Regions from separate parts of the Homo sapiens genome. Here regions 2 and 3 are each linked to region 1. The links are chromatin contacts, found by Hi-C or POLR2A ChIA-PET in ENCODE. All regions are on one chromosome and are shown on one strand. The core of a region is the stretch at or near the end of the contact, and the rest is flanking DNA. Distances in the headings are between cores, read along the strand shown. Region 1 holds the start of PSORS1C2 (psoriasis susceptibility 1 candidate 2). Region 2 holds the start of LTA (lymphotoxin alpha). Region 3 overlaps HCG20 (HLA complex group 20).

Region 1 (4,235 bases), core at 1,077-3,576:
ACTGCAACCTCCACCTCCCAGGTTCAAGCAATTCTCCTGCCTCAGCCTCCGGAGTAGCTGAATCCCAGCACTTTTTTGGGAGGCCGAGGTGAGCGGATCGCTTGAGCCCAGGAGTTTGAGACCAGCCAACATAGGGAGACTCCATCTATATAAAAAATAAAAATAAAAAACATTGGAGGGCATGGTGGCGTGCACCCATGGTCCTAGTTACTCCAGAGGCTGAGTTGGGAGGATTGTTTGAGCCCAAGAGGTTGAGGCTGCAATGAGCTGTGATCGCACCACTGCACCCCAGCCTAAGAGAGCGAGAACCTGTCCTCACTCCCCAAACAAAGGGAAGACGCAACATGATTTGGTGTACATTTTTTTTCCTGAGGGACTTACTGGATGGTCCCTTCCAGAGTGAGGTACACATATCCACGCACTGTGGTCAGCGATTGCTCCCGGCACCCAGCGCAGCAGATGGGTGGGTCTAACCAGGTCACTTCCCCAGGAGGGCATAATTGAGCAGTTTCCGCATCAGGTCCACGTGGGCCAGCAGCATGCGGCAGGCAGCGGCTGTGGCGCTTCAGGCCCAGGGCGTCCCCATCAGCGTACTTGGACTGCAGCAGCCCCAGGTAGGCCTCCCACGTGTTGCCCACAGTCTTGCTGCAGGTGAAGCAGCGCACACAACTCCTGAGCTCAAGCGGTCCTCCTGTGTCAGCTTCCCAAAGTGCTGGCATGAGCCACTACGCCTGGCCTGATATATATATATATATATATATGTTTTTTTTTTTTGAGACGGAATTTCACTCGTTGCCCAGGCTGGAGTGCAATGGTGTGATCTCAGCTCACCACAACCTCTGCCTCCTGGGTTCAAGCGATTCTCCTGCCTCAGCCTCTTGAGTAGCTGGGATTACAGGCATGTGCCACCATGTCCGGCTAATATTTTTGTATTTTTAGTAGAGACGGGGTTTCTCCATGTTGGTCAGGCTGGTCTTGAACTCCCGACCTCAGGTGATCCGCCCGCTTCGGCCTCCCAAAGTGCTGGGATTACAGGCGCGAGCCACCACACCAGGCCCGCGTGATGTATATTTTAAGACCTCTTTTGCTGGTGGAGGACAGGCTTTGTGTGAGGGGGAGGGATAAACAGTGGGAGCAAGGGGGCCAATTAGAAGGGTGTTGGGGAGGCTCAGGGGAGATGGTGGCTCAGGATGATGGGCTGGGTTTGGACAGGGTGTGGAGGGGCTTGCAGGTGGATGGTGGAGGAGTGTAACGAAGGTTTCTGGGTGAGCCCTGGAGGGAACAGATGAGATCACGCCATTGCATAATAAGGTGTTCCTTACTGTGGGGTAGCGGACCAGGCAGGGAACAACCTGGGAGGAATCAAATTTTATTTTGGACATGTTACTTCTGAAAGGCTAACAGACTTCCAGGCAGAAAGGTCCTTGAGGGAAACGTTCTAGGGGTCTCTCTGGGAGGCTTAGATCAAGGAGCTGAGACCAAAAGGAGAATGGGAGGGAGGAGACGAGTACAATAGAGTTGGAGCCAAGGTCCTAGAGGCGGATAGGTGGATTCCTGAGGGAGGAGGAAGGGGCTGAGGTTGCTGGAGCCTGGCAGCTTCTTCCGGAGCCATTGGCAGGACTGATGCAAACAGCTCTGGGTGGGAAGAGGGAACCAGGATATCCTCCTGTGTCCTTCCTTTTCTGCAGTCATCCTGGGTGGCTGCCAGATGGAATTCCTTGGATATCATTGCTTGGAGGTCCCCTGCATGCCTGAAGAAGGACATGGTGGAGAGCAGGATGCCTGGATCCCATGGGGGAAGGGAAGTGCCCAGGAAAGCACGAAGCCCCAGGGGGAGCTTTCAGTGCGGGGGTGAGTGGGGAGGCTGGGGTAGTAGCTGACACTGTCCCAGCTGCATCCCAGGTTTGAAAAGCACCTCCTCCCTCAGCGCAGGCATCCTGCCTCCCAACCCTGTAATTACGGTGCTTCCCAACGCCCATCGCGTGGTTTGCTCCCATTCTTTGGCTTCCAATAGTTGCAAGGGATGAAGGTGGACATCTCTGTGATTACGGAGATGCCAAGTGGGTATTGACTGCTCCAGGATGTGGATGGAGGGTGTGAAAACCAGGGTGGGGTGACGCAGGCTCTGGGTCATGATAGGGAGAGCAGGCAGCTGGGTCCTGGGCTGGAGGACTAAAATAAGGGACGCCACCTTCAGGGGTGACACATCAGCCCAGGCCTTCCCAACGGGTTTGACCAGTTCTGTTCTGATGGTATTCCTGTGCCACTGGGCTGGTCCCTCCTCCACTCCTCCCCTATAAAGCCTCTTGGGGTTCCCAGGCACCCAGACTCAGCCCACCCCAGCTTTGGGGGCCAGTACATAGCCATGATCCTCAACTGGAAGCTCCTGGGGATCCTGGTCCTTTGCCTGCACACCAGAGGTGAGGTGGGAACAGAGGCAGGGACTGCAGTTTGGGGTGATGAGGGATACTCAAGATGGCGGAGGTGAACTGGACGCATGGGGTTGGGGACAGGAATTCAGGGGACGCAGAAGGTGCATCTGGCTCACCAGAAATGGCTTTCTGGACACATTGGGTGGGGGACATGGTGCAGAAGGTGCATTTGGCTCTCACCAGAAATGGTTTGCTGGCTCCATGTGGCAAAGTCGGTCAGGATTAACGTGGGGGGGACGAGTTTCCTCGGAGCTGGGATCTGTGTTAAGGAGCTGGGGTCCTTGTAAAGCTGGGGTCTGTGTGCCTGGGGGCCAAGGTGTAACCCACTTTGGGTTGCAGGTTGGCCTGAGGACAAAGCTAGTGGGGTACCCCAACCAGGGGTGGATGGAGCTTATTTGGAGAAGTCTGGTCAGTTTAAAGTGGGTCAAGTGAACGGTTCAGATCCATCGGGGGTAGGGGTTCATGACATTTTACCATCAGTTAAGTATTTACAAACCTACCGAGAGCTCTTTGAGAGTGACTTTTTTGGTCTGTTTGTGGGTCAGTTCAGGCTGCGTCCATCCAGACAGGCTCCTCCTCCTGGGGCTGGGGCTGGGTGGGGCTGGGGAGAGAAGCCCTCACCACCTCTTACCTTTCTCCTTCCTCCTTTACAGGCATCTCAGGCAGCGAGGGCCACCCCTCTCACCCACCCGCAGAGGACCGAGAGGAGGCAGGCTCCCCAACATTGCCTCAGGGCCCCCCAGTCCCCGGTGACCCTTGGCCAGGGGCACCCCCTCTCTTTGAAGATCCTCCGCCTACCCGCCCCAGTCGTCCCTGGAGAGACCTGCCTGAAACTGGAGTCTGGCTCCCTGAACCGCCTAGAACGGATCCTCCTCAACCTCCCCGGCCTGACGACCCTTGGCCGGCAGGACCCCAGCCCCCAGAAAACCCCTGGCCTCCTGCCCCTGAGGTGGACAACCGACCTCAGGAGGAGCCAGACCTAGACCCACCCCGGGAAGAGTACAGATAATGGAGTCCCCTCAGCCGTTCTGTTCCCAGGCATCTCCAGGCACCCACGCCCTCTCCACCCTCTGATTCCCCGTGAATTCTTCCCAATTTAGCCTGTCTCCTTAAACCTCTTCCTCATTCCCTCGGTTTTATTCTGAACCCGTAAGGTGGTGTTCTCAATATTTCCTGTCCCCTCCTGAGATCCATACTTAGTCCTCACATCGCCCGTTTTTTCCTCTGACAGCCTAAGCCTACTCTCCTACCTCGCCTCCAGGCCTCGGCCGCACCTACCTCCCACCCGGTCTTCCTGCCCGCGCGATCGCTGGGGCAGGGCTATGGTACTGTGTTCCCTTCTGCCACCTGGTGGCCGGCGGCAGGAACTATCAGTAGACAGCTGCTGCTTCCATGAAACGGAAAAATAAAAATCATGTTTTCTTAATTCTGAATCTAGGCTGCTGCTTTAACTAACACTTAGGGTCTTTTTTATTTATTTTTATTTATTTGTTTTTTTCTTTTTTTGAGACGAAGTCTCGCTCTGTCGCCCAGGCTGGAGTACAGTGGCACGATCTCGGCTCACTGCAAGCTCCGCCTCCCGGGTTCACGCTATTCTGCCTCAGCCTCCCGAGTAGCTGGGACTACAGGCGCCCGCCACCACGCCAGGCTAATTTTTTGTATTTTTTAGTAGAGGCGGGGTTTCACCGTGTTAGCCAGAGTGGTCTCGATCTCCTGACCTCGTGATCTGCCCGCCTGGGCCTCCCAAAGTGCTGGGATTACACGCGTGAGCCACAGCGCCCGGCCTCTTTCTTCTTTTTCTTT
Region 2 (4,235 bases), core at 686-3,185, 430 kb before region 1:
GGGCCCTGTGATCCCTCATGCCTACTTCTTTCTCTCTTGGTCAGCCTTGTGCGCATGCCCTCTCACTCTTCATCTCTTGGGCCTGTCTCTGTTTCTCCTTGGATGTTCTTCTATTATTCCCCTCTCTCCATCCTCCATAAATAAATAATTTAATTTTTTTGCCTTCATAAATAGTCCCCTCCCTGCCTCTAGTCATCCCCCAAGCTCCTCCATGTGCCTGCTCTTCCTCTGTGTGTGGATCTAGGCCCCACCTAGCTGGTGGGACAGACCAACAGCTTTGGGCTGGGAATTCCTAGGCAGGCTTGAAATCCTCAGCCAGACAGACATCAGGGATGGTTCAGGGAGGTGTGGTCCCCTGGGATGCCTAGAATTCCTTCTTTGAAAGCTCCGGTGACTTGATCAGGGAAGACTTGAGCTGTTGGAATGGCCAAAGGAGAGGTGGTGACGACCCCTGAAATGGTCAGAATGGAGGCAGAATGGGGAGAAGGTCTTGAAATCAATTATTTTTTCTTTCTGGATTTTTCCAAGTTCTACAGAGCGAAGGCTCCAAAGAAGACAGTACTAGGGCTGAGGACTAGGTGGGGGATGCCATCTGTGTGGGTGGATAGCTGGTCTCCCTGGGTGAGCTGGAACGCAGCCCCGTGGTACATCGAGTGCAGCCAGGGTTCCTGCAGCCCTGGATACACCATCTTCTGGGAGCTGAGGAGAGGCACATGGAAGGGGTACTGGGAGGAGAAGAGCTGGACCTCATGGGCCAGGTAGAGTGGGGAGGAGGTGGCCTTGGGAGAGTAGGCTTTCCCAGAGAAGACCACCTGGGAGTAGACGAAGTAGATGCCACTGGTGGGGACCAGGAGAGAATTGTTGCTCAAGGAGAAACCATCCTGGAGGAAGGCACGGTCCGTGTTTGCTCTCCAGAGCAGTGAGTTCTGCTTGCTGGGGTCTCCTAGGAAGAGCCATAGGGGATGGGGGTGGGAGATCAGGGGTCTGGATCAGAGGTCTCAATCCCTGAGGAAGTGGGCACTGAACAACTGAGTTCCTGGGGGATGGCAGGGGGAGGCATAGGAGTGGGCTCCCTCTGTTTTTTTTAGCGTGGGGGAAGTTGGGGGAGAGGGGTGGATGCTTGGGTTCCTGAGGCAGGGGTAGGAGGAGAGCTGGTGGGGACATGTCTGGGAGGTCAGGTGGATGTTTACCAATGAGGTGAGCAGCAGGTTTGAGGGTGCTGTGGGCAAGATGCATCTTGGGGTGCTGACGGGCAGTCTGGGCAGCTGAAGGTGTGAGGCCAACACCAGGGAGCCCCTAGGGGAGAACAGAGTTGAGGGGGGCTCTAGGGCTCAAGGTTTGGCTGAGCCACCCCAGCAGCCCCCATTCTCCTGCTGCCTCACCTGGGCCCCAGGCAGCAGAACCAGCAGCAGCCCCAGAAGGAGGAGGTGTAGGGTGGTGCCACACACCCTTGGGAGGAAGAGACGTTCAGGTGGTGTCATGGGGAGAACCTGCAGAGAAAGAGAGAGAGAGAGAGAGACAGTGAGCGGGGCGGGGCACGCGGCGGAAGACAGACCTCCCGCCCTGGGAGAGAGCACCCCCCGACCCCCGAGAGAGAGATCGACAGAGAAGGGGACAAGATGCAGTCAGAGAAACCCCAAGGTGAGCAGAGGGAGACAGAGAGAGACAGGAAGGGAACAGAGAGGAATCATGGCAGAAACAGAGAATGTGTGACAGAGACAATGAGACTGACAGATGGAGAGTCAGAGACAGAGAAGGAAACCAAAACCAAACCCACCAAGGCCCAGGCCCAGGCAGGCCGGGGATCCAGGCAGCAGGTGCAGGAGGGACCGAGGCCCAGGCAGAGGGCAGGACACTGCTGGGCGGTAGTCCAAAGCACGAAGCACGGGCAGCCCAAGGAGATGGGGCAGGAGAGCCTCACCTGCTGTGCGGAGCCCCTGGGCCCGGACGCTCAGGTCCCTTTATAGAGGAAGCGGCAGTGGCAGCGTGGCAGGCAGCGGGCGGGTTCTAGGTCGGGGCTGGGGCCCGGGGAAGCCCCCAGGGCTTAGAAGATACTGCTGTTTCAGTCAAAGGCAGGAAAGGCTGAGGCCTAGGAGAGAACCACAGGCTGGGGGTTCAGGCGACTGAGTTCTGGGAAAGGGAGTCGGGTCAGGGGAATCGTGGGCTGGGAGGGCCAGGGAGTGGGGTCAGGCCTAGAGTTCCAAAGAAGGGACAGTCAATTCAGAGAGGAGGTGGTTGAGCAGCTGGGGTGTGAGCTGGAGGCCCGGTTCCCTGAAGAGCAATCATATATAACATCTCTGCACCCTTGGCTGAGTACAGGCTTCTCTCTTTGCCCATTTCCTTCTCTTGTACCCCTGTCCTTGTCCCAAACAACTCAAATCATACTTGTCCCAGTATACGGACTTTCCAGCCCATCTGGCAGGTTTCACATCAAGAAGGTCCATTATATATCCCCTTCATCGGGGACATTCTGGTGTTTGCCTCTTGTCCAGGTGAAAATATTAATGGATCCCCCTTCCACTCTTGAAAGTGTCCTAGTTTGGAAGATAAATTTTTTGGTCCCCTTACTCAGAGATGATGCTGGACAGTCAAGTATGATGAGGTCTCATCTCACTCCTGAAGGATGCCCTCCATCTCTTCCTGACTTCAGGTGGCTTCCACAGAACAGATTTATATAACCCCAAATAAACACACATTCCAGGATCAATGTGGCAGACACCTTCCAAAGTTTTCTACAAAGGAAGTTTCAGAATTCCACATGGGTGAGGCTTAAGGGTGGTGACTTAGGGTGGGGTGGGGACAGCTAAGGGACTTGTTCTGAAGCTGCATTTGCAGAGCCAATACATTATTTTAAAATTGTTCCAGGCCTGGTGCAGTGGCTCACACCTGTAATCCTGGCACTTTGGGAGTCTGAGGTGGGCGGATTACTTGAGGTCAGGAGTTTGAGACCAGCTGGCCAACATGGTGAAACCCCATCTCTATAATAAATACAAAAATTAGCCAGGCGTGCTGGTGCGCATCTGCAGTCCCAGCTACTCGGGAGGCTGAGGCTGGAGAATTATTTGAACCTGGGAGGCGGAGGCTGCAGTGAGTCAAGATCGCACCACTGTATTCCAGCCTGGGGGACAGAGCAAGACTCTGTCTCAAAAAAAAAAAAAAAAAGTTTCCAAAATTTTTTTCCTTTTTATTGATATGTAACTTAGGTATGAGGTGGACACCTCTTAAGTGTACAGCTGATGAATTTTTCCATCTGTATGTAGCCACCACCCAGCTCCACGTATTTTCAGGTCCCCAGCAGGTTCCCTCATGCCCCCTCCCTGCTGATACCCTCCAAAGATAACCAACCACTCTCTCACTTTTATCACCATAGATTATTTCCTCCTGGTTTGGGGCATCATATAAATGAAATCACACAGAATGTACTCATTTCTGTTTGACTTCTTTCAGTCAGCATTATGTTTGTGAGATTCATATACGTGGTTGTATGTATCAGTAATGTTTTTAAAAAAAATTATGATGTAATATTCTATTGTATCAATATATTCTAATATATTCTGTTGATGGGGATTTGGTTTGTTTCTAGTTTTTGTCTAACACAAAAAATGTCTAACACGAACATTCTCATACATGAGCCCATTTTCACTTAGCTTGCAAGTTACAAGGTTTAAAAAAAGCAGTTTCTAAAGATGACTTTATTCACTTTTCCTAAGTTTGAGATAATACCAACTTGTCACCTCAAATATTATTACTGCTACTGATGTGATTTTACTTGGAGAGTGTTAGAGGGGTTGGAGCTGGGGCTGGTGGTGACCCGGGGTAAAGCCCACTGTTGCATGGGGCAGACCACTTCTCTCCCCAGGCACAAGGTCCCTGAGGGGTCTTGGTGTAACATGGAGGGACATGTAAGTAACATTCTGGGTGTGTATGAGCTATTTCTCCTGTTCTTCTCTACTTGAGGACCTGCCCCTTTGCCTTTTATGCTTTACTAGTCTTAGCTATTATTTCTGTAGGGGCAGAAAGGGGTGATCCCTTCCTGACCCATCATAAGGGTTATGGCCAATACTCCTATAATAAAAGACAGATTAACAAGAGAAAAGCATAATACATTTATTTAATCAAAGTTTTAGGTGACATGGGAGCCTTCAGAAATGAAGACCCAAGGACCCAGGGGAAAACTATTTTTATGCTTAGATTTGATGAAGAATGAACAGCTGTGCAGAAATGTAATTGAACAA
Region 3 (4,235 bases), core at 939-3,438, 360 kb after region 1:
TAGTAATAAATGTGTAATGTGGTATATCAACCAAGCAGGCTAGGTTATGCTTCAGTAACAAACAACCCCCAAATCTCAATGGCTTTTATGCAGCAAAGCTTCATTGACTCTCCTGCCACATATCCATGGTGGGTTGGCCGAGGCTCTGCTCTGAGCTGTCATTGTCCTAACTCCAGGACCCAGGTTGACAGAGCAGCCACTATGTGGAATATCACCAATTACTATAGTTGAAGGAGAAAAAAAAATGTGGAAAAGCATACACTAGCTTTTAAAACTTCCACCTAGAAGGCACCATTTTAATTGGCCTCAGTAAGTCACGTAGCCACGCCTGGATTAGTGGGTAGGAGTTAAATGGAGTGGCAAAGTTCAATTTTCTTACACCCTTTGAAGGAAAGAGGGCCTCAAGTATTTAAAAATAGGTCTGATAATCACAGTGGATGTTACTGTTCCCACTTTACTGATGAAATAGCTGAGGCTCAAGAAGTTTACATAGTTTGTTCAAGAACATGCAGCAAATATCAGAGAGAGGAAGTGAACCCATGCCTTTTGATTCCTAGGACTGTGACCTTCCCCTCCACTGGGTTTTTAAGATGCTAGGCCTGGCCAGGCACAGTGGCTCATGCCTGTAATACCAGCACTTTAGGAGGCTGAGGTGGGCGGATCACTTGAGGCCAGGAGTTCGAGACCAGCCTGGCCAACATGGCTAAACCCTATCTCTACTAAAACTACAAAAAATTAGCTGGCGAGGTGGTGTGTGCCTGTAATCCCAGCTACTTGGGAGACTGAGGCCGGAGAATCACTTGAACCCAGGAGGCAGAGGTTGCAGTGAGCTGAGATGGTGCCACTGCACTCCAGCCTCGGCAACAGACCAAGACTCTGTCTCAAAAAAAAAAAAAAAAAAAGGCCGAGCACGGTGTCTCACGCCTGTAATCCCAGCACTTTGGGAGGCCAAGGCGGGAGGATCACGAGATCAGGAGATCGAGACCATCCTGGCTAACACAGTGAAACCCCGTCTCTACTAAAAAATACAAAAAAAATTAGCCGGGCGCGGTGGCAGACGCCTGTAGTCCCAGCTACTAGGGAGGCTGAGGCAGGAGAATGGCGGGAACACGGGAGGCGGAGCTTGCAGTGAACCGAGATCGCGCCACTGCACTCCAGCCTGGGCGACAGAGCCAGACTCTGCCTGAAAAAAAAAAAAAAAAATTAGGCCTTTTCTACCAACTTTTTGGACACTGCTGTGAGGCTTGGCTTGCTGGAACCCAGGAAGAAAAAGGATAAGAAGCTCATCTTTGCTCACTGGCCCCAGAGCATGACTTCTGGTGAGGGGCATCAGAATCTCTCTCCAAAACATTGAGAGACTTCTAATTCCCAAGACAAAACCAGGTGGGTTATAAAACTTGCACCACAATTGTTAGAAACCTTCCAGACAAAACCAATTTATGGTAACAGAAGTCAGAATAGGCCAGGCGCAGTGGCTCACGCCTGTAATCTCAACACTTTGGGAGGCCAAGGAGAGCAGATCACTTAGGTCAGGAGTTCCTGTCCTCAGGTGATCCACCCACCTTGGCCTCCCAAAGTGCTGGGATTACAGGCGTGAGCCACCACACCCCACCAGCAGCCTGACTCATAATGGTCCCCACTGACCTGGGCAAGCAGCTGGCAAGTGCTGACCATGTGGCCAGAGGAACAGACTCTTCCGTTTCATCAGTACTGCATCAGTCTGGGCATCTTGTATGACCTGAGGGAGGGAGCCTGAAAACTGTCTGACACTGGAGTTCCAGTCAGTGGTGGGCAGGGCTGGACCCAGAGTCTATTTGAGTGAGTCCACAAAGAAACAAGACATTACTTGTAGCCCAGGAGCTGTGGGGCAATCATATCTGTTGCATATATGTGGACATACATGCCTACCTTCACATAAATGTTTCTAGATAGATAGAGAAGGATCTAGTAACAGTTATGAGTCTGGGAAGTGGGACCGGATCTCCCTTTTTTTTTAACTGTTTTTTTTTTAATTGAACAGATTTTCTTGTATAATAAAAATGTATTTCAAAATTAGAATGACAGCAATAATAAACTCAGATTGCTAAATTCTTCAAACGATAGGAAAGCTGGTAACCCTGCCTCATGGGAGGGGTAAGCTTGTGACCCACACCTCGACAGTGATGTCTCCCAGCTATGGCGTGTCCTCTGGGCAGCTGGAAAGGAGGCTAAACATAGAAAAGCCTGTGGAGTGTGCCAAGACGGATCAGGCCTGGTGCTAGAACATTCCTTCACTCTGTCAATGAGCAACCACCTCGTACCTGTGTCTCAGGGACCGGGGACGTAGGAGTGAGCAAAGCACACTGGCTTCCTAGACCCCGAGACTTAGATGCTAAAGGAGGGGATGTGTGGGTCACTCTGGCCCAGCAGGAGGACAAGGAAGGAGAGTGAGAACCACAGAGGGCCCAGGAAGATCCCCAGGCCTGGTACAGGGCAAGGCGGGGAAGGTGGTATGCCTTTTCCAGGGTAGCCAGTTCCTTAGCGCCTCCTTTCAGGAACTCCTCTGCGCTATTGAGGGGCTAGAAGGTCTCTTCTTAATTAAAAATAATTTTATTTTAAAAATTAACATAAAGTAAAATTGATTTTTTTCAGTGGACAGTCCTATGAGTTTCACATGTGTAAAGATTCATGTAATCACCACAATCGATCATGTAATCACCACCACTGAAACAGAATAGCTCCACTGCCTAAAACACTCCCTCGGGCTACCCCTTTGTAGTCCCATCCTCTTTCCTGCCCCCGACAAACTCCCTGCTATTTTGCTATTTTGATCTAGTCTCTGTTGCTATCGTTTTATCTTTTCAAAAGTGTCACATAAATGGAATCATACAGTCTGTAACTTTTGAGAACTTTTTTCACTCAGCGTAATGCCTTTGAGATTCATCCAAGTCATTGCATGTGTCAGTAATTTGTTTCCTTTTTTCATTTTAAAAATGTATGCAGTTTGATGTTTTTCTCCTTTTCCTTTTCTTTTCTTTTTTTAAGCAAGGTTTCACTGTGTTGCCCAGGCTGGAGTAGTGGCATGATAATGGTTCACTGCAGCTTCAACCTCCTGGGCTCAAGTGATCCTTCTGCCTCAGCCTGAGCAGCTAGGATTACAGGCGTGCACCACTATGCCCAGATAATTTTTGTATTTTTTGCAGAGACAGGGTTTCACCATGTTGCCCAGACTGGTCTTGAACATCTGGGCTCAAGCAATCCTCCTGCCTCAGTCTCCTAAAGTGCTGGGATTACAGGAATGAGCCGGTGTACCTGGCCCCAATTAGTTTTTTTAAATTAAATTAATTAACTAATTGGCTATCAGCAGGAAACAAACCGATGAGCTTTTACATTTATATTTACCCATTTAACCACCATCTAGACAAGATAGCTTCAACCCAGGAGTCTCCCTTGTTTCCCTTGCAGTCAATATGTAGCACCCTCTTTCCTGCCCACCTCACTCCAAACTAACCACCATTCTGATTTTTTTTTTTTTTGAGACAGAGTCTTGCTCTTGTTGCCCAGGCTGGAGTGCAGTGGAATGACTTCAGCTCACTGCAACCTCCGCCTCCCAGGTTCAAGCGATTCTCTTGCCTCAGCCTCCCGAGTAGCTGAGATTACAGGCACCCACCACCACGCCCAGCTAATTTTTGTATTTTTAGTAGAGACGGGGTTTCACCATGTTGGCTAGGCTAGTCTCAAACTCCTGACCTCAAGTGATCTGCCCACCTCGGCCTCCCAGAGTGCTGGGATTACAGGTATGAGCTATTGTGCCCAGCCTGCACCCCTTCTCTTTTCCATGAGTCCATGGAAGTCTAAGAGTCAACCAAGAAGTAGGCTCCTGCCCTCACACCCTGTACTCTCATACCATCTGGCACCACAGGTATCTTTCCAGCTCTTCCAAAACGAGGCCTGCTTAGGGTGGGTTTCCTTTACAGCCCCACCCAGCCTGATTCTTTCTGTTCCTTCTAAAACATACACAAAAAGCCAAACACCTCAGGGGTCAGGAAATCCACAATTTCAAAGAAATGAAGTCCTGGTTGCCCAGAGGTGGGAGAGGAGAGGAACACTTTAGTTTCTTTTTAATTCTCAGTAGATTGTTGTTACATGACATTCATAATAAACTGTCCTGCTATGTAACATATTCTTTTAAATATGATTGTTCCTTCAAATGTGATACATGTTGGGAAAGTTGTAGGGAGATCAGTTAATAATCA

The links. Hi-C counts contacts between places; a loop is a spot of excess contacts on that map. ChIA-PET counts read pairs that join two places held with the same protein, here RNA polymerase II (POLR2A). Pooled maps may share reads with other maps.
Region 2: a pooled map shows a loop between it and region 1 (2.9-fold over the local background). The contact joins the promoter of LTA here to the promoter of PSORS1C2 in region 1. A Hi-C loop is called at or near these places in 1 of 50 pooled maps. POLR2A ChIA-PET finds 5 or more read pairs at or near these places in 3 of 52 experiments (HEK293, activated CD8-positive, alpha-beta T cell and activated CD8-positive, alpha-beta memory T cell).
Region 3: POLR2A ChIA-PET joins it to region 1 with 11 read pairs in PC-9. The contact joins the enhancer-like site here to the promoter of PSORS1C2 in region 1. POLR2A ChIA-PET finds 5 or more read pairs at or near these places in 3 of 52 experiments (CD8-positive, alpha-beta memory T cell, PC-9 and Panc1).

What each region holds. Positions count from the first base shown.
Region 1 is chr6:31,137,157-31,141,391 of GRCh38, reverse strand. It overlaps PSORS1C2 (psoriasis susceptibility 1 candidate 2), which reads left to right and starts at 2,326. Exons shown (of 2, transcript NM_014069.3): 1 at 2,326-2,420; 2 at 3,086-3,858. The coding sequence starts at 2,366. The coding sequence ends at 3,441. It overlaps PSORS1C1 (psoriasis susceptibility 1 candidate 1), which reads right to left. Exons shown (of 6, transcript NM_014068.3): 4 at 2,933-2,962; 5 at 2,613-2,736; 6 at 1,300-1,751. The coding sequence ends at 1,460. It also overlaps the pseudogene POLR2LP1. RefSeq lists an enhancer at 2,826-3,806.
Region 2 is chr6:31,569,989-31,574,223 of GRCh38, reverse strand. It overlaps LTA (lymphotoxin alpha), which reads right to left and starts at 1,935. Exons shown (of 4, transcript NM_000595.4): 1 at 1,778-1,935; 2 at 1,383-1,490; 3 at 1,191-1,296; 4 at 1-943. The coding sequence starts at 1,481. The coding sequence ends at 531. It overlaps LOC100287329 (a long non-coding RNA gene), which reads left to right and starts at 1,521. Exons shown (of 2, transcript NR_149045.1): 1 at 1,521-1,641.
Region 3 is chr6:30,772,870-30,777,104 of GRCh38, reverse strand. The region is part of intron 1 of HCG20 (HLA complex group 20); the gene reads right to left. Among named protein-coding and RNA genes, the nearest start is that of HCG20, 8.2 kb to the right of the region's middle. Within about 2 kb of position 2,188, at least 2 of the 41 ENCODE cell types and tissues checked have a DNase peak (open chromatin) inside an H3K27ac peak, as active enhancers do.